Regions from separate parts of the Homo sapiens genome. Here regions 2, 3 and 4 are each linked to region 1. Evidence: chromatin contacts called from ENCODE Hi-C or POLR2A ChIA-PET data. All regions are on one chromosome and are shown on one strand. Each heading gives the region's core, a stretch centred on a gene start or an enhancer-like site at or near the end of the contact. The rest is flanking DNA. Distances are from core to core; before and after follow the strand shown. Region 1 holds the start of UPRT (uracil phosphoribosyltransferase homolog). Region 2 holds the start of RPS4X (ribosomal protein S4 X-linked). Region 3 holds the start of PGK1 (phosphoglycerate kinase 1). Region 4 holds the start of ATP7A (ATPase copper transporting alpha).

Region 1 (6,331 bases), core at 1,042-3,541:
AGACAAAAACAAACAATCCCATCAAAAAGTGGGCTAAGGACATGAATAGACAATTCTCAAAAGAAGATATACAAATGGCCAAGAAATGTATTAAAAAATGCTCAACATCACTAATTATCAGAGAGATGCAAATTAAAACCACAATTTAATACCACCTTACTCTTGCAAGAATGGCCATAATCAAAGAAATTAAAAAATAGTAGATGTTGGCATGGATGTGGCAAACAGGGAACACTGCTACACTGCTGGTAGGAATGTCAACTAATGGAAACAGTGTGGAGATTCCTTAAAGAACTAAAAGTAGAACTACCATTTCATCCAGCAATCCCATTACTGGGTATCTACCCAGAGGAAAAGAAGTCATTATACAGAAAAGATAGTTGCACACGCATGTTTATAGCAGCATAATTCGCAATTGCAAAAACGTGGAACCAACCCAAATGTCCATCAATCAATGAGTGGATAAAGAAGCTGTGAGATATATATATATATACACATATATATGTGTATATATATGTGTATATATACATATATATGTATATATATATATACACATATATATATGTGTATATATATATATGTATATATATATGGAATACTACTCAGCCATAAAAAGGAATGAATTAATGGCTTTTGCAGCGACCTGGATGAGATTGGAGACTAATATTCTAAGTGAAGTAACTCAGGAATGGAAAACCAAACATTGTATGTTCTCACTCATAAGTGGGAGCTTAGCTATGATGGATACAAAGGCATATGAATGATACAATGAACTTTGGGGTCTTGGAGGAAAAGGGTGGGAAGGGCTTGAGAGATAAAAGACTACAAATAGGGTACAGTGTATACTGCTCGAGTGATGGATGCACCAAAATCTCTCAAATCACCACTAAAGAACTTACTCATCTAACCAAACAGCACCTGTTCCCCAATAACCTATGGAAATAAAAAAAAAATTATAAAAAAATCTGTATAGGCATGTTAAAAAAAGGAAGGACAGAAATACCATTCAACTCAGCAATCCCATTACTGGGTATATACCCAAAGGAACATAAATTATTGTTTTATTAAAGACACATGCACACATATGTTAACTCCAGCACTATTTACAATAACAAAGACATGGAATCAACCTAACTACCCATTAATGATAGAATGGATAAAGAAAATGTGGTACATATACACCATGGAATACTATGCAACCATAAAAAATAATGAGATCATGTCCTTTGCAGGGACATGGATGGAGCTGGAGCCTATTATCCTTAGCAAACTAACACAAGAACAGAAAACCAAATGCTGCATGTTCTCACTTATAAGTGGGAGCTAAATGATGAGAACACATGGACACATAGTGGGGAACAACACACACTGGAGCCTACTGCAGAGTGCATGGTGTGAGAAGGGAGAGGATCAGGAAAGACAACTAGTGGGTACTAGGCTTAATACCTGGGCGATGAAATAATCTTTACAACAAGCCCCCATGACAGAAGTTAACCTATGTAACAAACCTGCACATATATCCCTGAACTTAAAAGTTAAAAAAAAAAAAAGATTCTTGTATCCCATCTCGGATCTACAGAATCACAATCTCAAAAATGAGCCGTAAGAACCTGCATTTTAACAAGCTCTACAATTATTGTGGTACATACTGATGTTTGAAAAGTACTGCCCTAGACACTCTTACCTCAGGCCGTTATAGTGAGTCCATACACTTAAAAATAAGCGTCTTTCCAAGTACTTTAAAGATTCAAAATGATAGTGGATCTGAAATGCCGCCTGAGTCCCCATGACAACGTGTACACTGTGGGGCCCAACCAATAAAGATAAGAAAAGCTTTGGCGGTCAAGCATACTTGGGAAGCTGCAGTTTCTAGAACAGTCTAGTAGAGGACAGCCTCTTCAGCAGCCTGCTAGGCATTTTTTTACTTCTTCCTTCTGTTATGCAGACAAGCTAACTGAAGATGCGGTTACTGAGATATAATTTCTCTGCTAGGTCACAAAGTCTGAAAACATGGGCCTTACGTGTGTAACTGTGTATCATCACCTGCCACCCCCAGTTTTTCCTGGCTCTACTAATCACCCAAAGTTCTGAATGCAGAAGCCCCAGGGGCCCCCGGAAGATCCTTCAAGCTGGCATCCTTGGCCTCGCTGCGGGGGCTTAGCTACCTGTGGGAACCCACGTAGCAAGGGTGACTCAAAGGGTTAACAAGCAGTGGCGCCGCAGAGTGGCGGGGAGTGCAGCCAATAGGGTGTCTAGGCAGGCAGTACGTCTGGTGTGGGCGGGAGTGAGCCAAAGTGTGCTAAAGGAAACCAACAGCGGCCTAGGGGTGAAAGGACAGCCAGGGTTAGATGTTCTGAGGAGGCGGGAGCAACCGAGAGAGCACGTGAGCATCTGTCCTTTCTACCCGTTCCTCTTTATCTTTAGTGTTCAGTAGCAGCGGGGATAGCCCGGGGCCCGGTGTATGGCCACGGAGTTACAGTGTCCGGACTCCATGCCCTGTCACAACCAGCAAGTAAACTCTGCCTCAACCCCAAGTCCCGAGCAGCTGCGACCTGGCGATCTGATCCTGGACCACGCAGGGGGAAACAGAGCCTCCAGGGCCAAGGTGATTCTCCTCACGGGGTACGCCCATTCTAGCCTGCCGGCCGAGCTGGACTCTGGGGCCTGCGGCGGCTCCAGCCTCAACTCAGAGGGCAACAGTGGTAGTGGTGACAGTAGCAGCTATGACGCACCAGCTGGCAACTCCTTCCTAGAGGACTGCGAACTCTCCCGGCAGATCGGGGCGCAGCTTAAGCTGCTGCCTATGAATGATCAGATACGGGAGCTACAGACCATCATCCGTGACAAGTAAGCCAAGAGCGGAAGGGGAAAGGGAAGTGGAGGGTCTTGCAGGCTGTGGGCGGGGATTGGAAGTAAAAGGGCTAAGAGACAGTGTTCTTGGCCTTGGCAAACTTTGGAGATTGGGGTAAGACCTTTTATTTGGTGTGTGTGTGTGTGTGTGTGTGTGTGTGTGTGTGTGTGTGTCGTGTAACTCGAACGCCAACCTTCTCTTTCCAAGTTCCGGTGTCTAACATCACTTTGGGTGGGGAGGAAGACTTTAGGTAGCCTCTGGGCTCTTTGTCTCTCCCAGGAAAGACAACTCCTTGGCCATTCCAGGCAGGTAAACTCCCCTATACTATGTGGGCAGTGCTTGTCCACATGGTAAACCTATAACCCAGAAATGGTTACTATCCAAGGTTATGCACTACCACCAATCACCTCAGGTTCATAAATAGAAATAAAGCAATTTCAAGGAAATTCTATTCAGGCCCTGACCCTTTAGTATTTGCTACTGCAAACAAGGTCTTTTAGTCTTGGAGTTCAGGTTTACTTGATCACATGAAAGCTTATCGTCCAACTCTTATCATTTTTCACTGTAAACTCACAGAACATAGTTAATGGATCAAAGGGAGCCTAAAGGAGCCTTTGGCCCTTCCTAATCCCACAAACCAATGTAGCCAGAACTTCATGTTAAAATGTAATTTTGAAATTTCTAAACCTACGTTGTAAATGGGTTTTCTCCAGGGAAATATGTACCATGATGAACTACAGCTATTTTCTTTATTGGCAGCACTTTAAATGAGCAGCATATCAAAACACCCCTTTTTTAGTGGCAGGGGTTGGGGGGACATGCCTTGATCTTTTAAAAATGGCTACTGAATGACAGATGCCACTCCCTAAACCAGACTCTAGAAACCTTGTCTTACACTATTGTAATAATACTGTTTCTCTGCTTGCAGTTTTTCCTCTCTTCCACATGCACCCATACATTACTGTACAATCAATCTTCATAACATACATCTTTGATTCAGTAATTGCCCTACTCAGCAACCTTCTTTGGCTTCTCAGAGCCTACCAAATAAAGTCCAGGATCCTTAGCTTGATTGATATTTTTGAGACAGGATCTTTCTCTGTCACCCAGGCTGGAGTGCAGTGGTGAGATCACAGCTTACTGTACCCTCATACTTCTGGGCTCAAGTAATCCTCCTGCCTTAGCCTCCTGAGTAGCTGGGACTACAGGGACATGGCACTGCCCCCCGGCTAATTTTTTATTTTTTTGTAGAGATGGAGGTCTTGCTATATTGTCCACGATGGTCTTGAACTCCTGGCCTCAAGCAATCCTCGTGCCTCGGCCTCCTAAAATGTTGGGATTACAGGTGTGAGCCACCATGCCTGGCCCCCTTAGCTTGGGATGAAGGCCCTTCTTCATAGTTCCTAGGAACAATTCTGAAACATATCTGTTTCTGCTCTCATCTGGAATTCCCTGTGTCTCCTTTATGTACGTTCAGGATACTTATTCTTCAGGGTGAAACACAGCATTAAATAATTGTCCACCTCTGCCAAGAAGCTTCCCTTTAATCATTATTCCTGGCTTATCTTCCCTGGTCTTTTTAATGCAAGATTCACCTTCTTTTTCGTATATTGTTATTTTTGTATAGATCTTATCCTGCCTATGACATCTTGAAGGCAGAAATCTTTTACATTTTTGAATGCCGGCCATGCCTTGCAAATAATAGATGCTCAATTACTAGAGTTTTTTTGTAGCTCTTAAAATTATATTTATGAAACTATACTATTTTACTCTTTTTAATGAATCAATATTGAAAACTACTGTGGTTATGTTATCTAATAGACAAAATAGTGATCCTAAAAAATAGGAGGCATAGGTTTGCTGTAGTTGTGGTAGGGTAGGGGCAGCCAAAATAAATCTTACATATACAACAAAGAAAAATAGATGATGATTCTTGTTTCTATAGAGCAGAAGTTACTACGCTTGGGTCTTCGACTCCCTCGTACCAGTAGATGGGTTCAGGGCTTTAACAAACCCTCATAAATTAACTGGGAAATTTTACTCATATGAAGATTTTTAATAGTTGTTTTTAAATAACATCTTTATTGAGATATAATTCACAGACCATACAGTTCAAGAATTTAAAGTGTATAATTCAGTGGTTTTAAGTATGTTCACAGCTGTGCATTCATCACCACAGTTTTAGAACATTTGTCATCACCCCAGCAAGAAACCTCATGCCCATTAAACAGTCACTCCCCATTTTCACCCAACCCACCCAAAGCCCTAGACAATCATTAATCTACTTTCTATTTCTAATGGTTTGCCCATTCTGCACATTACATATAAAAAATGTCTATTCTGGACATTTCATTATCATACAATATGTGGTCATTTTGTGACTCATTTCATTTAGCATGTTTTCAAGGTTCATCCGTGTGGGATCTTTCCTTTTTATGATTAAATGATACTCCATTATATGAATATACCACAATTTGTTTATCCATCAGTTGGTGAACATTTGGGTGGTTTACCACTCTTTGGCTATTATGAATAATGCTGCTATGAACATTCACATATGTGCCTTTTTTTTTAGAGGGTGAGGATTCCTTAGTTTTTTAGATTTCACAAAGTGTCATGATAATGTAAAGGTGAAGTGCCCTTGCTATAGCGCTTGGAGAGGGAATGGCATTTAGCATTCACATATGACAAAATAATACCTGATTATATGTCATTAGTCAGAAAAACCTGGGTTATGTAGTAAACCTGGGTGTAAGTGGAATCCTTTTTTTTTTTTCCTCTAAGTTTGGAAGGAGACAGCAGGATCCAGAGAAGTGATTTAGGCAATATGTTTAGCATCTCTGTGCTTCACCTTTATCATTTGTAAAATGAAGATGTTGGTAAATATCACATGGAGCCCCTGGGAGGCTAAAACAAGATACTGTTCATGAATATTCATTATGAACTGTGAAGAGCTGTTCACATTTAAGGAATTTCAAGCCTCATGTTTGGATTTGTGCATGCTTCTAATTGCATTCATAAGTGCTGTCTTCTTGATTTGTCAGAAGACAGTAAAATGAATTTAACTCTATGTGGAATTCACTTTTTTATCTTGAAAATGAATACTGGGATATTGTAGATAATTTTTATCTTGTTTTGATATAGTATGGAAAGACCCACCACAATTTTTAGTAATGTATTGCTGCTTATTTAGGCTGGGGACATTGTTTTTAGTTTTGTTTTTGTTAACCAAATTAGAGGCTTTATATTCCCTTTATCTTTAAAAAATTGTCATCCTCTCTCACAAGACCTGTTTTAGCCCCTCTAGGAGGCTGGTTTAAGGTGCCTATGGTAAGAGGAGCTATATTTACATAGGTCTAGTTATGGAAGGTGCCATCAGTTATCATACCCTGTTCTCTTTGGGGCTTATTCTCTTCTCTATTTTGATGTGACAGCATAAATGTGCACTGTGGAACTGTCCGATAATAGAAGCCACTGGAG
Region 2 (6,331 bases), core at 2,064-4,563, 3.0 Mb before region 1:
GTGCCCACAAAGATCTTTCTCACTTTGCACAACTTGTACTAGAAAAATACAAGGGTTAGCCACATTCAATCCATCTCACATGTACTTTTTAACCCTATACAGGAACCATGGGTTCCCTAACTGCTGCAGATTAATTGTGACGCTGATCGTTCTTTCCACCCTCAAGTGTATGTTGCATAAAGCCCTTCTCTAGGCTCGTCCTCCTAACATCCACCATTGCCCTCCACTCCTCCAATGTAAATGCCACTCCAGTTTCCCAGGCTCTTTAAGCCTTATGGGGCCCTGGGAATTCTTCCCTTCAACTCAACTTTATCTTAATGGCTCCCTGTACATCACGACTGAGTTTTGTCTCACAAACAGCAATTACATTACCAGTTCATCCAATCAACAAATACTTCACATAGCATTTCAATTTTGGATCTCTACTCCCTGATATCCTTGAAGTAAATCAAATAATCACAGATCCCACTGGACGTGCCCTCCAGTCTGCTGTTAACAAGGCTGTGCAAAAGGAAATTAGGAGCCACATCAGTCAATTAAATTAACCTTCATTTACAGCCAATAATCCAAACAGCCCTAAACTTTTGTGTAAAACCATCAAAACAAACTGGATTAAATAATCAAAGACTGTAATCTTTTTTTAAACCTCAAACTAGTGCCTCAAGGACTGTCTGTTTCCTCCATCGACACCTTCCCCTCCCCAAAGTAAAGCTACTCCCACAAATGGAGACATGGCAAAGGGCTCCTACGTCAGGTACCCAATAAACAAGTTCCCAGAAATCATTCTCCTTGACTCTTAAGAGACACCAGGAAGTCGCGGTTCAACTGGAATTCATTTCTACCACAAAAAAAGAAAATCTGCTGAGGAAGTTAACTTCAAATGGGGGCCAATTTTAGGTATCCATCAATGCCCTACAGCTATCAGCCAGACTTTTAATAACATGACAAAAAGTTACATGTAAGACAGAATCTCATCGAATTGTTAGCTAGATATTTCCAGGTATGAGATTTTAACTAATCAATACCCACCTCATTGCAAGCAGCACTCGTACTCAATGCAGGCCCTTAGAACAAAGTAACTATACTGAGTAAAGACCCAGCTTGCTTGCCACACTCACCTTGGCCTCCTCAGGTGTAATACGATGTACAGCAAAGCGACCCTTGGTGTCATAGATCAGACGGAAATTCTCTCCCGTCTTGTCAATGCTGATGACATCTGAAATCAAGCAGTAACCGGTTACTACATACAGTGATCCCCACTACCTCATGCCGAGCAACAACCATAGCTCTCTACGAAACAAAAAGAACCCCCATGTGCCTCCCAGTTCTAATCCAACAAGGATTCTGAAGATTAAAGATCACGGCCAGATCTTCAATATTTCAAAACCCCATGACTGCATGTAAAATTTAAAAGTGAATCGAAATTTAGTTTTGAAAAGCGTTTCATGATTATTTGCATGTTTTTTATTTAAGTAAAAAACAGAGGGAAGGTCAGGCTTTGTTTCTGAGACTTGACAGATTACAAAGGTTAGAAAAATGATCAAGACAGTATTTGGATACCATAGGGCTGCCATCAATATGCGTCTCCAGAGTATTTAAAACTTCTTACCCATGAATCCAGCAGGGTAGGTTATATCAGTTCGGACCTTGCCATCGATTTTAATGAACCGCTGCATGCAAATCTTCTTTACTTCATCTCCTGTCAGGGCATACTTAAGTCTGTTCCTCAGGAAAATGATGAGGGGGAGACACTCTCTCAACTTGTGGGGACCGGTGGATGGACGAGGAGCCTGTAACGTTAAAAATGATAATCACTGTTGGGATTCACTAAAGCACTCAAACCTACCTCCTAGTCCACCAGATCCACTAACTGAACACCAAGACCGTCCATATTACACCCAACTTGGACTTTTACACAGGAGGTGTAAAAAGCATCCAAAACTATTTCATACCTTAAAGTTTTATAGCATCTTCCCTGTCAGAGGACCAGGATCATTAAGAACATGAATCCTGAGTCCATGTAAATGTACTATGTGGTATGTGGAATAAATGAGGCACAAAAATATTAAATCGATTGGAAGTGGAGGACAGCTAGATAGTATAGCTCCTTCAAGGGCAGAGGAAGCCAAGAATAGATATTCCTCCCCTAGCCTGGTCCCCAAATGAGTCCTGGGAGACACTTAAAAACAGTGGCCACGGAAATATTTATATAAGATACTTACAAACACACCGGTCAATTTATCCAGCATCCAATGCTTTGGAGCTGCCACCCGCTTCAGATGCTTCTTGGGACCACGAGCCTGAAAGTTTTAGATTGCAATGCTGTTAATCAGGTTTCAGAACAGCTTATAAAACCTAGTGTGAAACTAAACTCTTAGTTTAGTTTCATCTTCAGCAAAATGTGGACAATATTAAAGTATAGTGTTCCGATAAAACAGAAACAAACACAGTTATTTAACAAACACCGTGAGATCCATAAGCTGCAACAAGCCTTCTTATTGTAACAGAGAATATTCTTGGTTACTATGTTTCAGAACGTTTACTGATTACTATCTTTCAGAACCTTGCTAAAGTGTTTCCATGTTACTGTTTGAAACTGTATCTGCTTAGAGGTTAGGGTCTTTCAAGAACACCATACTAGTGAAACGCACAGCAACAGAAATGAGCCAGGAGTCTACCTGTGTTTCTAAAGTTTTCACAATTTATTACCGTCTGTTTTTGACACGTATGGAACAAGATTCTGACATCCGCACAAACACATGTGCTGCTCCTTCGTACACTAAAGCCAAAAGCTGACACCAATTTTACTTTAAAAAGAGTAAGGAAGCCTTTTTAATGCTGTGTCCAGATGCTTACCGGCCACGTATGGTAAAGTCAGGCCGTGCCAAAAAGGCAATGACAAAGAAAACCTTTCTCCGCCGGGCACCCCCAGCGCCCACCAACCTCGGGCTCGCAGTCTGAGCTCCTGGCCCAGCCGCGGCTCCGGCCCGGGAGGAAAAGCAGCTTCTCCCGGGATCAGGACGTATGGCCGGGTCAGAAACCGAGGCCTTCCCAACAGCAGCACCAGATCTGCGCCTCCCCAACCCTAGGCCAGCGTTCGCCCTTCGCCCTGGAGCCCGTCCCGGCCTACCACGGAGGCCGTGATCCCTTCGCCTCTGCCCGGCCATCCCCAGTAGGAATCCCGAAACCTCGGGCAGCCCCGGCCGGGGGAGGATGGAGGCGGATACGTCCTAAGAGCTCGCTAACTAAACGGCTTACCATGGCTGCGTTAGGCAAGGAAAGAGGACCTCCGTCTTCCGGTGCGCGTAGAAATTGGGGCTGGAGACTGCGCGCGCCGGATTTTCAGCTGCTCCGCCCAGCTCAGCCCTTTGCTGGCGCGCCGGGACTCTTTCTTGCCATCTGCTGGTGGGAGGTCAGAAGTCCCGAGTTGAGGAACCGCCGCGGAAAGAGGGTGTCTCCTAAGGGCGATTTCCTCCCTCCCCTTTTTCCGCCCTTCCTCCTCCCATATTTGCTGAGCGCCTCTTGTGTGCCTTATTCTGTGCTAGGTGCTGGGAATACAAAGATGAGCTACACAACATCCCTGGCCTCAAGGAGAGTTCAAAGTGAGCTTACTTCCAGTCTCACGTACAGATGATTCTACGCCTGTAATCCCAGCACTTTGGGAGGCCGAGGCGGGCGGATCATGAGGTCAGGAGATCGAGACCATCCTGGCTAACACAGTGAAACCCCGTCTATACTAAAAAAAAATACAAAAAAATTAGCCGGGCATAGTGGCGGGCGCCTGTAGTCCCAGCTACTCGGGAAGCTGAGGCAGGAGAATGGCGTGAACCCCGGAGGTGGAGCTTGCAGTGAGCCGAGATCGCGCCACTGCACTCCAGCCTGGGCGACAGAGCGAGACTCCGTCTCAAAAACAAAACAAAACAAAACAAAACAAAGAACTTGTATATAATCAATAGAATACATTTTAATAAATATTTAATGTTATTTCTTAAACGTATTTTGTCTGTCCCTTTTTTGTGTTCCCTTGAGCCAGCCAGGCAGCCCATACTGAGTTGGGAAGAGCCAACAACGTTTTTAACCCCCTCTTGCTTCTCTGCTTGAACTCTGACATCCTCCCCCTTGCTTCCTGTACAACGCATTTGGCACTTATAGAGACTCAGGGAGGAGAGAGGATATTAGAAATCGTCTGGTTATATCTAACTAAAATGTAGATCTGATCCTGCTTCGAAACTGCCCTTGGCCCTCTGTTTCCTGCCGTAAGGGAGCAGGTCTGAACTTTATCTGGCTCCATTGCTCTCTCTCCCCAATCCCAAACTTCAAAGCTCAAGCCCCACCAAGCTAGTTTGTTCCGAGGGAGTCAGCTCTTTTTGTTTGTTTGTTTGGGAGACAGGGTCTCACTCTGTCACCCAGGCTGTAGTGCATGGCTCACTGCAGCCTCGACAGACAGCCCGGGCTCAAGCGATCCTCTCACTTCAGCCCCCACGAGTAGCTGGGACAACAGGCGCACGCCACTGCACCCAACTAATTTTTTGTAGTTTTATTTTTTTGTAGAGACGGGGTTTCGCCATGTTACCTAGGCTGGTCTCAAACTCCTGGACTCAAGCGATCCGCCCGCCTCGACCTCCCAAAGTGCTGGGATTACAGGCCTGAGCCACTGCGCCTGGCTAGAGTCAGCTCTTTCAAGACTGCTTGTGGACTCGATTCCTTAGCTTGGAACTGCCACAAACAGCCAAACCCCCTTCCTGGGTACCACCTAATCCCACACCTCAGCCTTGGAAATGCACAGTTCAAGTCCCTCTGGTTCTGTGGGCTCGTGGTCCCCTCAGTCAGGGTAAATCCCTCATTCTTGCCCCAGAGGCTTGTGTTCAAACTTGGTGAGGGCACACAGCACATTAGGTAGCAAGGACAAATTTAGTTACCTGGCCTCCACCAAACTGAGCACCTCCAGGATGGAGCCTGCCCTAATTCATCTGGGCAGGCCCCTTGCCACTGAACAGAGAGCTCGGCACTGTGTCCAGCACTTGATAAATACTTGTTGAATGAATAAACGGAGTCAGCATCCCACTTATTGTGCCAAGTCCTACTGTACTATCCCTGAGAGCATCCAGCCTGTGCCTGAATTCTTCCCACCATGAGATCAAGCTCCTAACTCATGAGGTTCCATTTCACAAGTCTCTATCTGTACCATCCACTTTACCCCTCAGCAGTCTGCAGAGGAGCAAGAGAGGGAAACATTGTTGGCTCTTCTCAAGCAGACAGTATTAACCAAGCAGACAGTATTAACTAAGAGGGCAGGAACTCCTCCTTGTCTAAAACTGGGATACAATCCACAATAAAGCATGTTATAAGTGATTATTGGAAAGGATCGATTAATTGGAGGTGAGGAGTAGAGAGAAGGTGAAGGTGATGAGATAATGGAAGTTGGTTCTGAGGTTTTTAATCTGAGAGCACTGGGAAGATGGTGGTACAATTAACAGAAATGGTGGAGAAGTTGCTGTGGGAGTGGGGGGATAACCATGTGCTTTCCAGCTAGAGAGGATAGGAGAAATGGCTGGTTAGAGCTGCAGATCTCACTTAATCAAGATCACACAGCCCGTTTGGGGATGAGGGGACTTGTCTCTTGCCTCCCAGGTGAGTGGTTTGTTTTTATGCCATAGGTTATCAAAGGACTTGAGGAAATCAAAGCATCTTTTTCAGTATATTTCTCTCTCTCAATTTGTATTTATGCACAAATGACATTCTAACAACAATAAAGGAAATTTGGAAAGAGCTAAGTAAATCGCAAACAGTACCTCCCCAAACACCCTAAACACATCATCTGTATTCATTTGTTCCTCTTCCTGTTCTCTTTCTGATCGGCTTGTGTGCATGCATACTTTTACATAATTTTAGTCCTAGCATACAGACCATTTTGTATTCTGTTTTTATTATATTAGAAACACTTTCCAAGTTGCTGCATAATCCTCATAATTACTACTTTAACAGCTGTATCATATTCCATTAAGTGGATGTCCCACAATTAATACAAGTTCTCTGTTGTTGGACATTTAGTTTTCTGTACTTTTTCTCTATTATGCGTGTTGCTACAGTGAACAGCTTTTTCCTTCAGTTGAATATTTTCCTTAGAATAAATCTATTCCTTCAACCAACACTTATTGAGTGCTTACTCTGTGTCAAGCTCTGCATTATGAACTGAGGATGCAGAGATTATTAAGATCTAGTTCTTGCTCTCAAGGAACAAATAATAATATGAGAAGCAGGCTGCGGGGGTGGGGAGGGAAAGCTAGGAGAAGCTTATCGGAGAAAAAAATGGTGGTGAAGCGGGTTGTAA
Region 3 (6,331 bases), core at 1,311-3,810, 2.8 Mb after region 1:
ATGTGAACACTAGAGGGCAGAGATCATGGGCACCATCTTAGAATTGGGAAATGGCTCTGAGATTGAGATTTGTGTGCAGGTGGATCACTGGGGGTTGCTTCTGGGAACAAGTCCTGTAAAGGAGTAAGGAAATCAGATTTGGATAGAAAAGGGAGAAGTCTCAATAGAGGCTTCAGCCAACCCCACAGACAGTTCTGAAGCAGAGCTGGTCCTTTAGAGACGTCCTGAAATGAAGCAAAGAAGCCAGGCCTTTGGAACGGCATTAAGCAATCACTAATGGATGCCCCTGGGAAGTCGGTATAACCTTAGGCAAGGCAGCTTCCTTCAACAGAGGGCAGTTTCTGGGGAGAAACTCAGCTGTGAGCTGTCAGCAACTAATACTCCCAGCAGCTAATAATAAGTGCCTCAGTTCTGAAAGAGGGAATCTGAGTGATATATCATCATCACACTTGGTTAACTAGAATATCTCCTCAGTCAGTATATATATTTTCCCAGCACTGTGAATAAAAGTCAGTTGAATGAGAAATTGAAAGTACCTCTGATTGGTCCCTTCCTGCAACCAATCAGGCTGGTGGCAGGCCAAGTTTTCATTTGTATAGGAGTGTAACTTTGTAACTTCACTTCAGCCTCTGATTGGTCACTTTCTGCAACCAATCAGACTGACCATGGACCACTACTTCATTTGCATGGGGTATACACCAAGTGGCTAATGGGAAACCTCTACCGGGTATTTAGACCCCAGAAAATTCTGTAACCAAGCTCTTGAGCTGCTTGCTCAGGCCTGCTCTCACCTTGTGGAGTATACTTTTGAAACCGCCTTTGCAAAAATCATAACTGAGGAAATTATGACAGTGAAAGAGATCAGACCTAACCTACCCTATCTTCCTTCTAACTTCTAAAATGTCTTTGTTCATTCCTGGGTATAGGCCAAACTAGCCTTGGGAAAGAATTTATAGTGTAAACTCTGAGACAAAATTGATAACAGCCCTTTCCCCTTCTTGCTGGGACCAGTCTGCCTTTCTTTGTAGGTGTAACAAATTAGCTACAAGATTATAAATTACAGTTTAGGGGCCATGCAGCCTCTGGCTGCAAGAATCTGAACCTCCCCAAATTGCTTCTGGGAATAACATCACCATTGCAAATCCTAAGATCAGTGCTTGAGATATTTTGCAGACCCTGCATTCTCATGCAGCAGAGGACACCACCCAGACTGATAATCTGGCTCAACTAGCTCCACGATCCCACCCAGGAAGAACTCGCAAGAACTCACTTCGACCCCGTGATTTAATCTTCATCCCGACCAACTAGCACTCCCCACTTTCCGAACCCATACCTGCCAAATTATCCTTAAAAACTCTGATTCCAGAATGCTCAGGGAGACTGATTTGAGTGATAATGAAACTCTGGTCTCCCGCACAGCGCTCAGCGTGAATTATTCTTTCGCCATTGCAATTCCCGTCTTCATAAATCAGCTCTGTCTAGGCAGCGGACAAGGTGAACCCATTGGGCGGTTACACTTTCGTTTTCAATACATCTCTGCTTTTATTGCTTCATTCTTTCTTTGCTTTGTGCATTTCGTCCAGTTCTTAGTTCAAGACGCTAAGAACTTGGACACCCTCCACGGGTAACAGGACTACAGGTGCCCGCCACCACGTCTAGCTAATTTTTTGTATTTTTAGTAGAGATGGGGTTTTGCTATGTTGCTCAGGCTGGTCTCGAACCACTGGGCTCAAGCAATCTGCCGGCCTTGGCCTCCCAAAGTGCCGGGATTAAAGGCGTGAGCCACCGCGCCTGGCCCACTAAACTTCTCTGTGCATCAGTTATTTCATTTGCCTAATGAGGATAACAGTAGTCACTACTGCGTTTTGTGAGCGTTGGTTAATATATGAAAAATGCCACGTGTTTGCCATTAGCATCAATCATGCCATAACCAGAAAAATTACATTGCATTTTTTATTTTAAAAAAGGTGGGGGCCAGAGTGGACCTGGGCCTCTTCCAACTTCTGAGAGGTCTCTATTACTAAGTAAGCCTTAAGAAGCAGAATTCCATGAAGGGAGCTAGGAAACCAGGATTTTCCAAAAGGAGGTGGCATTTGCATTGATCCTGGTAGGGCAGCCTCGAATTCCACGGGGTTGGGGTTGCGCCTTTTCCAAGGCAGCCCTGGGTTTGCGCAGGGACGCGGCTGCTCTGGGCGTGGTTCCGGGAAACGCAGCGGCGCCGACCCTGGGTCTCGCACATTCTTCACGTCCGTTCGCAGCGTCACCCGGATCTTCGCCGCTACCCTTGTGGGCCCCCCGGCGACGCTTCCTGCTCCGCCCCTAAGTCGGGAAGGTTCCTTGCGGTTCGCGGCGTGCCGGACGTGACAAACGGAAGCCGCACGTCTCACTAGTACCCTCGCAGACGGACAGCGCCAGGGAGCAATGGCAGCGCGCCGACCGCGATGGGCTGTGGCCAATAGCGGCTGCTCAGCAGGGCGCGCCGAGAGCAGCGGCCGGGAAGGGGCGGTGCGGGAGGCGGGGTGTGGGGCGGTAGTGTGGGCCCTGTTCCTGCCCGCGCGGTGTTCCGCATTCTGCAAGCCTCCGGAGCGCACGTCGGCAGTCGGCTCCCTCGTTGACCGAATCACCGACCTCTCTCCCCAGCTGTATTTCCAAAATGTCGCTTTCTAACAAGCTGACGCTGGACAAGCTGGACGTTAAAGGGAAGCGGGTCGTTATGAGGTAATTCTGCACGTTTGCCCGCGTGCTCTCTGTGCTCTGTCGCAAACCTCTTTGGCCGGAGCCGACTTGTTCTCTCGTCTGCTCTAAGTTCTTTTAGCTTTTGGCTGGGCCCCAGGGGTCCTAGGCTTGGAGGGCGAGGCTGCTCACGGGTTTGGTGGTTTCTAGCCGCATTTTCCCCAGCCCAGAAAGCACCCGAAGTCACCCTTCGGGGATGGATCCCACTGAGGAAGGGCTGAGATTGCCGCTGGGACCCATTTTGTCCTTTTTCCTATTGGTGAAATGCAGTTCCGTTGCCTCCAGCTCCCAGTCGGCGAGATGGGACTTAATGCTTATCCTGCAAATCTCTAGGCTTCAAGGAAGGGACCTTGAAAGGTCATTTTACTTTCCCTTCCCCCACGCTCCTAGACCGTCGCAGCCAAATGAGAAACGGCCCACATCTCACAGGTTCCTGCACAAAAGGATATTTTTCCAAGAGGATGTTGATTTAACTTCAGGAGTAGACCCCCCCGCCCCCCGCCACTAAAGAATTGGGGTGGGAGGGTAGGGCGGGGCGAACTGGAGGAGGCCCTGCAGAGCTTACGTAACAGGCGTCTGCTGCCCTGCAGCGCGGTATCGTTGGACTCTTGGGCACAGGATTTGCATCAGGATTGTGACATACTAGGTAATGGTAGAGCAGGGTGTGGCTGCTCATACTTGCTGGCCTCCAATCTCATCCCCACGTGTGGCTAGAAAAGTAGAATTTTAAAATTGGGGGAAGTTTCCTCGTGCACTTTGGGTCTCTTACTCTGCGCATGTGGATCTCTAGTCACTTGCCAACACGGTTTCTCTCTTATCTGCCAGAATTGTTGGTAGAGTGGGCAGCTTTTACATTTATCCTTTTTGTCACGTGTGATATATTTGTGCATACCAGGAGCAAGGTGCAGGAGGATGAGTCGGTATGTAACTGATGGACTTGACTGTTCATATACCTTAACAGGATCCAAGAGTGGTGTTTTTGAGGGGTCATAAAGGTTTCTGTTGATAGCATTTTGCAACCTTGACCTTTTTGGGAAGTGGTTGATTGATGGGTAGGTATTTATTTGGCTGGTGTAATCTAGCCCCTTTTCCAATTTGGGCTGGTTCAAATGAGGGCTTGTGTTGGATATTAACAGACACGTAAGTCAGTAGGAGATCTCCCTTTACTCTAACTTTAAACATATGAGGACACGTTTGAGTTAGGGAACTGTATGGGTACCCTAAAAGGACATGTAGCTCTCCTCTTCTCTCTAATTTCACTTTGGTCAATATTTTTGCAGGTAACCGCTGCCCTGCTGTGGAGATAGAAGAACCCAATAATTTATGTCCATGAAAAATACCTGGTTTCCACATTTCCCCAAATGACATAGGCCTTTGTAATCTGGACAAAGTAGGAGTCACAGCCATGTTAGTACTAGAGGAGTGCCCTTTCTGGCCCTCATACAATCCTAAAAAAAGGGGATAGACCCTGTAAAAAACAGGACAGGTGGACATTGGCATGCAACTAGCTTTTAGGTTTTAATTAGTTCCTTGCATCTCCCCTGTGTTCGACGCTGATTCTTCCAGATGCATGGACCAACTAACAGACAAGGAGTGGGACATTATGCTGATAACCTTCCTGTAATTGCAGTCTTGGGCTTTATTTCCTCTCTCTCTAGGGAAACTGGCTTGAGGAAGCTAGCTGGGGGCGGGATTGGAGGAGCTGCTTAACTTTTCTCCCTCTGGACCTAATAAAGTTTCATTTAGCACACGCTAACCCAAAGCCTTGAAATGATTGGCTAGTCCTGTTTTGCTGATGGAAAATGACCTGTTCAGGGTTACTGAACTACCAAGTTGGTGGCAGAGCTAGGAGTAGAATTTAGGTCTCCTTGGCTATCAACTAGATCCTCTGAATATTCGAGACAATGACCAAGGATACGTTGAAATAGAACTTTCTCCCGTAACCTGGATACCTTCTACTTATTTAGGCTGAGGACAGGAAGTTACATGGTTCCCTGATTATTAATGTATTTCTTTTGAACAGAGAGTCACATTGTAGGCCTACTTTTTTGGAGGTGCTTAGGCAGCCATGTGGTGTCAGCTCAATTCCTTTTTGTTTCAACGTGGTGGTTGCTGGCGGTGTTTCCGGAATGGGGCTTCCTGAGTAGTGGCTGCCTCATTTGTCGTCTTTGTCCTGCAGAAGTGAACTATGGTATTTGCTGACTCTTCTGGTCCACTGGTTTGGATTGCCAAGGGAAATTGATTTGTTGAGGTAACATGGGATAGCCAGAAACCTCTGACTTGTTAATTACCAGGTTCCATCTTAGTTTTTTAGGACTCCGCAGTTGACTTTACAGCCTCTTTGAATACACTTCTGCTTATTTTTGTGGTAATTTCCTTTCTTTCTCTCATAGGTTGCCAGTCATCCTTTGCCTGCTTGTAAAGCACTTCCTTTTTGCTTGCTCCTGCCTTTTTTTTTAAACCTTACTGGTTTTCTCCAACTTGTAACTTGTAAAGAAACTGCTTTGATGTAGTGGGAAGAGAAACAGGAAAAAATTGAGAGCAGAGAAAAAGTCACTAAGACACCCACAATATCCCAGTTTTCCATCTGGGGCAGTGAAGCATTGATGGACATGGTTCCTTTGAGAGTTTTTAATGGAACTGGACCTGGGACCTGAGATTTCAGGTGATAGAGACTTGATATTCTTATTCCAGCTAAATCAGTATATTTTTTAATGTTTTATTTTGAAATAAAGATTCATGGGAGGTTACAAAGTTAGAGAGGTCTTGTGTTCAACCCATTTTCCCCCAATGGATGCATCTTACCTAATTATAGAACAATATCAAAAGTAGGAAATTGACATTGGTATAAAGTGTGTATGGTTCTATGCCATTTTATTACGTGCGTAGATTTGTGTAACCGCCACCACAATCAAGATACAGAACTATTAGATCACCACCAAGATCTCCTTCATGCTACCTCTTTATAATAATAACCACCCCCCTTCCTGACTCCTGGTAACTACTGATCTGTCCACTGTTTCTAAAATTTTGTCACTTCAAAAATACTATACAGATTGAATCACATGGTATATAACCTTTTGGGATTAACTTTTTTCACTTAGCATAATGTCCTCAAAATTTATCCACATTGTCACATGTATCAAAAGTTCATACCTGTGTATTGCTGAGTAGTATTCCATGGTGTGGTTGTATTATAGTTTGTTTAACTATCATTGAAGGATATTAGGGTTGTTTCTGATTTGGGGCTATTACAAATACAGCTGCTGTGAACATTTGTATACAAGTCTTGGTATGGACATACGCTGTCATTTTTCATGGGTAAACACCTAGGAGTGGAATTGCTGGGCCACGTCCTTTTGAGGTATCCCCAGACTGTTTTCCAAGGTGGCTGCAGCATTTCACATTTCTACCAGCAGTATTTGAGTAATCAGTTTCTCTGCTTCATTACCAGCTATTTTAGTTATTTTTCGTTCTGATGGATATGTAGTAATAACTGACTTTGTGCCTGAAGCAAAGCTCAGGGGTGTTATAAGGAAACGAAAAAAAAAAAAAAGAAAATTGTGCATATTTTATGTAAAATGGAACAAGTAGAATC
Region 4 (6,331 bases), core at 1,365-3,864, 2.6 Mb after region 1:
ACCATCACACCTGGTTAATTTTTATATTTTTAGTAGAGACAGGGTTTTGTCATGTTGGCCAGGCTGGTCTCGAACTCCTGACCTCAGGCGATCCACCTGCCTCGGCCTCCCAAAGTGCTGGGATTACAGTCGTGAGCCACGGTGCCCAACCTCATAAATCTCATTCTTAATTTCACTCTAGGACAGAATTATTGTAGCACCTGTGTTCTGTTATTTTAGATTCATTTTAACTTACCTAGACACGGGTACTGTGGTAGTTGTAGAGGTACAGATGTTGAGTTCCCATCCTCCTGGCTTAATGTCACTGGGGTTATTAATACACTTCATAAGCATTTTAGGGACACCTGCTGTCTGCTCAACCCCCAGCAAACCTGATTATTTCTTGAAGACATTCCCTTCTATGCTTGTGCATTGGTAAGGAGGATTAGGGATGATGCATTTAAAGACAAGAGTTTTAGGCTGGGCCTGGTGGCTCATATCTGTAATCCCAGCACTTTGGGCAGCTGAGGTGGGAGGATCATTTGAGGCCAAGAGTTCGAGACCAGCCTGGGCAACAAAGGGAGACTCCCATCTCCACACACAAAAAAATAAAAACTAGCCAGGTGTGGTGGTGTGTGCCCATAGTTCCAACTACTTGGGAGGCTGAGGTGCAAGGATCGCTTTAGCCCCGGAGTTTAAGGTTACAAGGACCTATGATCACACTTCTGCACTCCAGCCTGGGTGACAGCAAGACTCTCAAAACCAAACAACAACAAAATATATATATAGCTCTCTAGGTTTTTATGTTAAATATTAGAGTGCCTAAGAATGTACATGGTTGGCAGAGGATCTTGCAGCTCATAGTGATAAACTTTAGTATTTACATAAAAATACTAGATAGCTAGTAGATTCAATGTTCTGCTTCTGAAAAAGATATATTTTTGGTTTTGCCTTTTAGTGAATTTCTTTTGGATGCTTAACACAATGTTAATATAGTTACAAACCAACTTGCTAATATTTGGAAACCCACTTAAAAGCTATCTTCATTTCATATGATGTGATTTTTAAGATTTTAAATTTGGGGCTGAGTTTGTATCTTAATAATTAAGGCTGCACACATTGACAACTACAAAATAATGCCTGGGAAGATGAGTCCTGAGGCTAATTTTATATTTATGTGGATGAGTGTGGAGGGGGATAATAATTCTGAAATACTTAATCACAGACCTAAAATGTAGATCTATGGGTAATTTTAAATGTTGCCTGTCAAGGCTTAATAGGGACTTGACAACAGCTAGGATGGAAATTATTTCAACACTTAAATATGCTTACTTTGTGCCGGACGCTGTTCTAAGTCTTTTACAAATATTTACTTGATATTTGTATTTTGTGTACTATTTTGATTTCTGCAACATTATTAGGCTTCATACTCTTCTGTGGGAACTGGGTTCAAATGGTTCCAGATGAAAATACAAATAGTCCTGTGATTAGTTTTGTTCTACATCTTATGACAGATACTTCATGAAAGGAAATATGAAAAGGCCACATCTTGCTTTGAAATAAGTGAGATGGAGCCTCTCCCTCTTTTTACTGTTAATGTTCATAGTTTTAAAAATCCTAGAATTTTGCTGCTTTTCAAAATGTTAAGTTGGAAAGCAAGAATAAAATGACCCTTTTTTCAAATGTTTTCTGTACCATTTATTGCATTGTTTACATTTTATGCATCTCATTTCTAAATGAACTCATGGTAACAGAGACTGTAACACTTTTGCATCACCGGAATCTTCTAGGTGTGTAAAATGATGGACGAGTGAATGAATAAATGGGGGAGTGGTTCAGAGCTTGGAATGGCGCTATGAAGGTGGTGAAGTGACGTCCCTACCCCCTCAACACACATATAAAAATTATGAATTTATAAACATTTTCCTCTTGATGTAATTTTTCAATGGAGGGAAGAGGATAAATTCATAGTTCTGGCACTTACATCTGGAATTAGGCTACACAGTCTACGGGAAGCAAGTTAACACAGTCTAACAGATGCACGTGAATTTCATGCTGGGCGAAGATGAACTATGTGGAAGATGACTTATAAGGAGCTTTTATGTTACATCTTGGCAGTTAACACAGTCTAACTGATGCACGTGAATTTCATGCTGGGCGAAGATGAACTATGTGGAAGATGACTTATAAGGAGCTTTTATGTTACATCTTGGCAGTTAACACAGTCTAACAGATGCACGTGAATTTCATGCTAGGCAAAGATGAACTATGTGGAAGATGACTTATAAGGATCTTTTATGTTACATCTTGGCCTGAGGTTAGGAAACTAAAGATGACAAAGGCACTGTTTTAGTATGGGTTTTCTGGTTTCGCTTTTGTCGTGGGGGCGGGGTGGGATAGTGGACTCGTACCCTAACAAAGACCCACTCGAGGCTGCGTGTCGGCCCGGGGGCAGCAGGGGGCAGGAGAAGCTGGCTCTAGACCACGCGTTCCTTTTCACGTGACCAGTCGCTCTCTTTCCCGTGGCGGCCCTGCTTCCGGCAGGGGCATCACCCGGAAGTGGGGGTAGTCGAGGGAGGGAGGGGTAAAGGCGGCTGGCCGCCGCGGCGGGGGGTGGGAAAAGAGAAGCAGAGGGAGGAGTTGTTGCTGCCGCCGCCGCAGCCGCAGCTACTGTGACTTCTCCGATTGTGTGAGCTTTGTTGGAGCCTGCGTACGTGGATTTATCGCTGCCACGGTCTGCGTAGCTCCAGAGGTTTAACCATAGGATAGAGAAACCAGGTAAGTCCTACATTGGCTTCCCGTCGTCCTTTCTCCTGGAGGGGGTCTTCTGTGCTGTCAGTTTGTACTACGAGTGTGGTGAGAAGGTCATGTTAGTCTGGGGCAGTCTCGAAAGTTTCACTTATTCACAATTCAGGTATTAACTACATTTATGTTTTACCTCCCCTAACAGGGGATAGAGGAGGGGAAATTAAATCCTGACCTGTGTCACTTTCTTGTACCCTCTTGGAGAGAATGTCCTGATCATCCATGGCCTACGTTACCCAATTAATTGAGGGTACAAGAAAGTTTGTGTTTGGCATTGAAAGTCACATGGACTGGGGTCTTTGCTTAGTGACACCTCTTTATACTTTGGAAGCTAAGGTTACTAAAATGACCATAATTGATGAAATAATAATTGAAAAATAGATATTTGGCTTCTTGTCTTGCTCTGGGAGCGTAAGGTAAACTGAGAGAACTCTTGTTTCCACTTAGTTTTGTTCATTGTGCCCCCTTTCCAGTAAAGTTACTGTCCATTGTCCGACCCTGTGGCATCTTATCTTTGACACTTTTCTTCGTTGTAGACGTTGAGATTATCTTAAGCACAAACACTTATCGTTTCACAATTCAGCGTTTGTCCAGGATCTGATCTTTATTTTAATCACAGACTCTTTATCTACAATAGTATGGCTTTGTATTGAGAATATGTGCAGAACATTGAATTAGATGATACTGAGGTTATTAATTTTTTTTTTTTTTTGCCGGGTGCGGGGGGGTGGTGGGGAGGGGGTGATGCACAAGAAATAAGACAGAGTTCCTGGCCTCAAAAGAGTTTACTTACAGTAGGCTGGGCGCAGTGTCTGACACACCTGTAATACCAACACTTTGGGAGGCCGAGGAGGGTGGATCACCTGAGGTCAGGAGATCGAGACCAGCCTGGCCATCATGGCGAAACCCTGTCTTTACTAAAAATACAAAAATTAGCTGGGCGTGGTGGCGGGCGCCTGTAATCCCAGCTAGTCGGGAGACTGAGGCAAGAGGATCGCTTGAACCTGGGAGGCGGATGTTGCAGTGAGCCGAGATCGTGCCACTGCACTCCAGCCTGGGCTACAAGAGCGAAACTGTCTCCAAAAAAGAAGAAAGAAAAATAAACAGTTTACATACAATTGAGTCCGAATTGAGTCAGTTGAATTCAGCTATGAAGACAACGGTTTCTAGCAGCCCCACTGACTGAATTACTAGGTTGCTTATCACATCCTTTTCAATGGTTATTTTTGAACTGGCATTTTATTATATTTAACATTTTCTGGTGTCTAAGGTCATGACATGAGAGAGTTTTTTTTGTACTTGAGGATCTCAATGTAGTAGGAAAGAAAGATACACGATTACCTAAACATTTAAAAAATCTCACTAACGTTATATATTAGAAACAGGAGGTGTTATGAGAGTGCAGGGAAGGGAGCATGTGAACTGGGCTTTGAAAAATAGATAGGATTTAGCTTTGCAGGAATGGAGGAAGAGGAAGACATCTATCTGGACTGATAGATAGAAGAAATAATGTGAGCAAAGCCATGGGGGTCTGGAAAGTTGCCCGACATCCAGTAACACACTGTAAGTCAATATTCCTATTTCTAACAGCCACATCTTCCAAGATGTCACTGATTAAAATTAGAAAAAATATAGAATACAAAACTAGTCAGCTCACAAACATATCCAACTGCCCTCCAGCCAATAAGAAAGCTTATATAGAGAAAAAAATACATGGAAATGACAAAAGCAATGTTAATGTATGAGGCTTAATTCTGATGTAAACTCAAATCTAAAAGAGAAAAAATGTAAAACTCGCTATACTTTAATTCTGATTGAGTGTTGTGCCTTAAATATAATTTGGAATCATTTTTAAAATTGTTGGGAATGAATAACATTTTCTGAAGTGAGCAACTGTTCCAGGTTTTCCCCAAGGAATCTCTGCTTTTCCTTTTTTCCTCTAAATTGATTTCTCTCTATTGATCTTCTTAACTTGATAGGAACTATTCTATTCCGATCACAGCCTTAGAAAGATCTTGATGCCTGCCCTCAAGATAAGGTTAAACACTAATCCCTCCAAAGGATAGGTTAACATCTCTGTTCTCTAAAGCAGAAGGTTGATTTTCTTTGAAAAATGCTTGCAGAAGCAGTAAAATTTGCTTACAAAACAAGAGAGAGAGAGAAAAGAGTGCAAAAATAACCCCAGCTAACACACCACAACCTTCACTTCTGTGAGGGCGCTAAAGGAAATACATTTTAAAAAAATAAATTCCTTGTTATAACTCCTTTTATCTATATATTTAAAAGCTCTTGGCAAACTTTATTAATCAAGACTTTGGACATCCTGATGAGTGAAAATAATCTTCATTTGCCAGTTGGGAAAGTAAATTGCAAGGAGAGATTTTTGTCTGAACTCATAGAAGCACTAGCATAGATGAGAATAGTATTTGGGAGTTTTGTCTCAAAATTCCTTCTATTCATCTTTGTTAAAGGGCAGTTCAGGTTTTAGCGTTTTGTTTTTAGACAACGATATTTCTTAGGATATAGCTCAACATGGGGCCGGGGCAAGGGGGAGGCTGGGGGACAGATGAGTGATAGGCAATGGTTAGGCAGAGTATTTTAGTTCACTCTACCATCCCAGCAATCATGTTTTTCCCTCTTAAATCTCAGTCTTCAGGTTGATTTAATGTGATATTACTTGCTTACTTAACTTGCTGAGATAGTTTGGCAGGAAAAATATCAAAATTCCTTTAGAATGTGTTTCATTAAAGTAAAAGGGTCCTGTGTTTCTGATTTTATAAAATGTTCTTACTTTTTCCAGCACTGTTTGCAAATTGAAGTGATTTCCTAATCTTTTTGTGCCCAAATGTATGAGATATTGGTAGACTACATCAGTTTTCACAGATACCTCTTTCCTTGAAGGAAATGAGGGTAAAATACCCCATTTTGAGTCAGTTATGTGTACTTTGTACCATATTTTCTGTTCACATTTAAAATTATACAGCTATGTCTCAAGGATGAAAAAAGAGTTTTACTTATTTTTACTATTAATCTCTAGTGTAGAAGTCCAGTTTTTCAGACCTATAATCAGGAGTGCATTTTTAACAATTTACCAGTTGAAATAAATGGGTTATTTCACATTGTAGGGATATTGTTTTAGACTGGCCATTAACCTTATTTTATTTTATTTTTATTTTAAAAGATGTTATTGTTATTATTTATCTATGTATTTATTTCTAGAGGCAGGGCCTCGCTCTGTGGCCCAGGCTAGGGTGCCATGGCACAATCATAGCTCACTGCAGCCTTAATCTCCTGGGCTCAAATGATCCTCTGGCCTCTCAAGTAGCTGGAACCACAGGCGCATGCCACCATGCCTAGCTACTTATTTATTAATTAATTATTATTTTTTAAATAATATTATTTTTAAGAGATGGGGTCTTGCTCTGTCACCCAGGCTGGAGTGCAGTGGCGCCATCATAACTCACTGCAGTCTCGATCTCCCAGGCTCAAGCGATCCTCCTACCTCAGCCTCCTGAGTAGCTGGGACTATAGGTGTGTGCCACCACTC

Evidence for each region. A loop is a pair of places that touch in the nucleus more often than their neighbours do. ChIA-PET counts read pairs that join two places held with the same protein, here RNA polymerase II (POLR2A). Pooled maps may share reads with other maps.
Region 2: a loop to region 1 is called in a map of naive thymus-derived CD4-positive, alpha-beta T cell, with 20 times the contacts of the local background. The contact joins the promoter of RPS4X here to the promoter of UPRT in region 1. A Hi-C loop is called at or near these places in 1 of 168 maps with a recorded cell type or tissue (naive thymus-derived CD4-positive, alpha-beta T cell) and 6 of 50 pooled maps. POLR2A ChIA-PET finds 5 or more read pairs at or near these places in 1 of 52 experiments (activated CD4-positive, alpha-beta T cell).
Region 3: a map of naive thymus-derived CD4-positive, alpha-beta T cell shows a loop between it and region 1 (19-fold over the local background). The contact joins the promoter of PGK1 here to the promoter of UPRT in region 1. A Hi-C loop is called at or near these places in 1 of 168 maps with a recorded cell type or tissue (naive thymus-derived CD4-positive, alpha-beta T cell) and 7 of 50 pooled maps. POLR2A ChIA-PET finds 5 or more read pairs at or near these places in 1 of 52 experiments (naive thymus-derived CD4-positive, alpha-beta T cell).
Region 4: a loop to region 1 is called in a pooled map, with 10 times the contacts of the local background. The contact joins the promoter of ATP7A here to the promoter of UPRT in region 1. A Hi-C loop is called at or near these places in 4 of 50 pooled maps.

What each region holds. Positions count from the first base shown.
Region 1 is chrX:75,271,794-75,278,124 of GRCh38, forward strand. UPRT (uracil phosphoribosyltransferase homolog) reads left to right here and starts at 2,292. Exons shown (of 7, transcript NM_145052.4): 1 at 2,292-2,847. The coding sequence starts at 2,462. LOC124905200 (a long non-coding RNA gene) reads right to left here and starts at 2,243. Exons shown (of 4, transcript XR_007068269.1): 1 at 1,685-2,243. RefSeq lists enhancers at 2,183-2,232, 2,253-2,302, 2,463-2,672.
Region 2 is chrX:72,273,935-72,280,265 of GRCh38, forward strand. It overlaps RPS4X (ribosomal protein S4 X-linked), which reads right to left and starts at 3,314. Exons shown (of 7, transcript NM_001007.5): 1 at 3,259-3,314; 2 at 2,223-2,300; 3 at 1,610-1,790; 4 at 1,119-1,216; 5 at 1-38. The coding sequence starts at 3,261. RefSeq lists enhancers at 2,814-2,893, 3,064-3,133.
Region 3 is chrX:78,101,688-78,108,018 of GRCh38, forward strand. It overlaps PGK1 (phosphoglycerate kinase 1), which reads left to right and starts at 2,561. Exons shown (of 11, transcript NM_000291.4): 1 at 2,561-2,718. The coding sequence starts at 2,654. RefSeq lists a silencer at 2,448-2,507 and an enhancer at 4,888-4,977.
Region 4 is chrX:77,908,079-77,914,409 of GRCh38, forward strand. It overlaps ATP7A (ATPase copper transporting alpha), which reads left to right and starts at 2,615. Exons shown (of 23, transcript NM_000052.7): 1 at 2,615-2,757.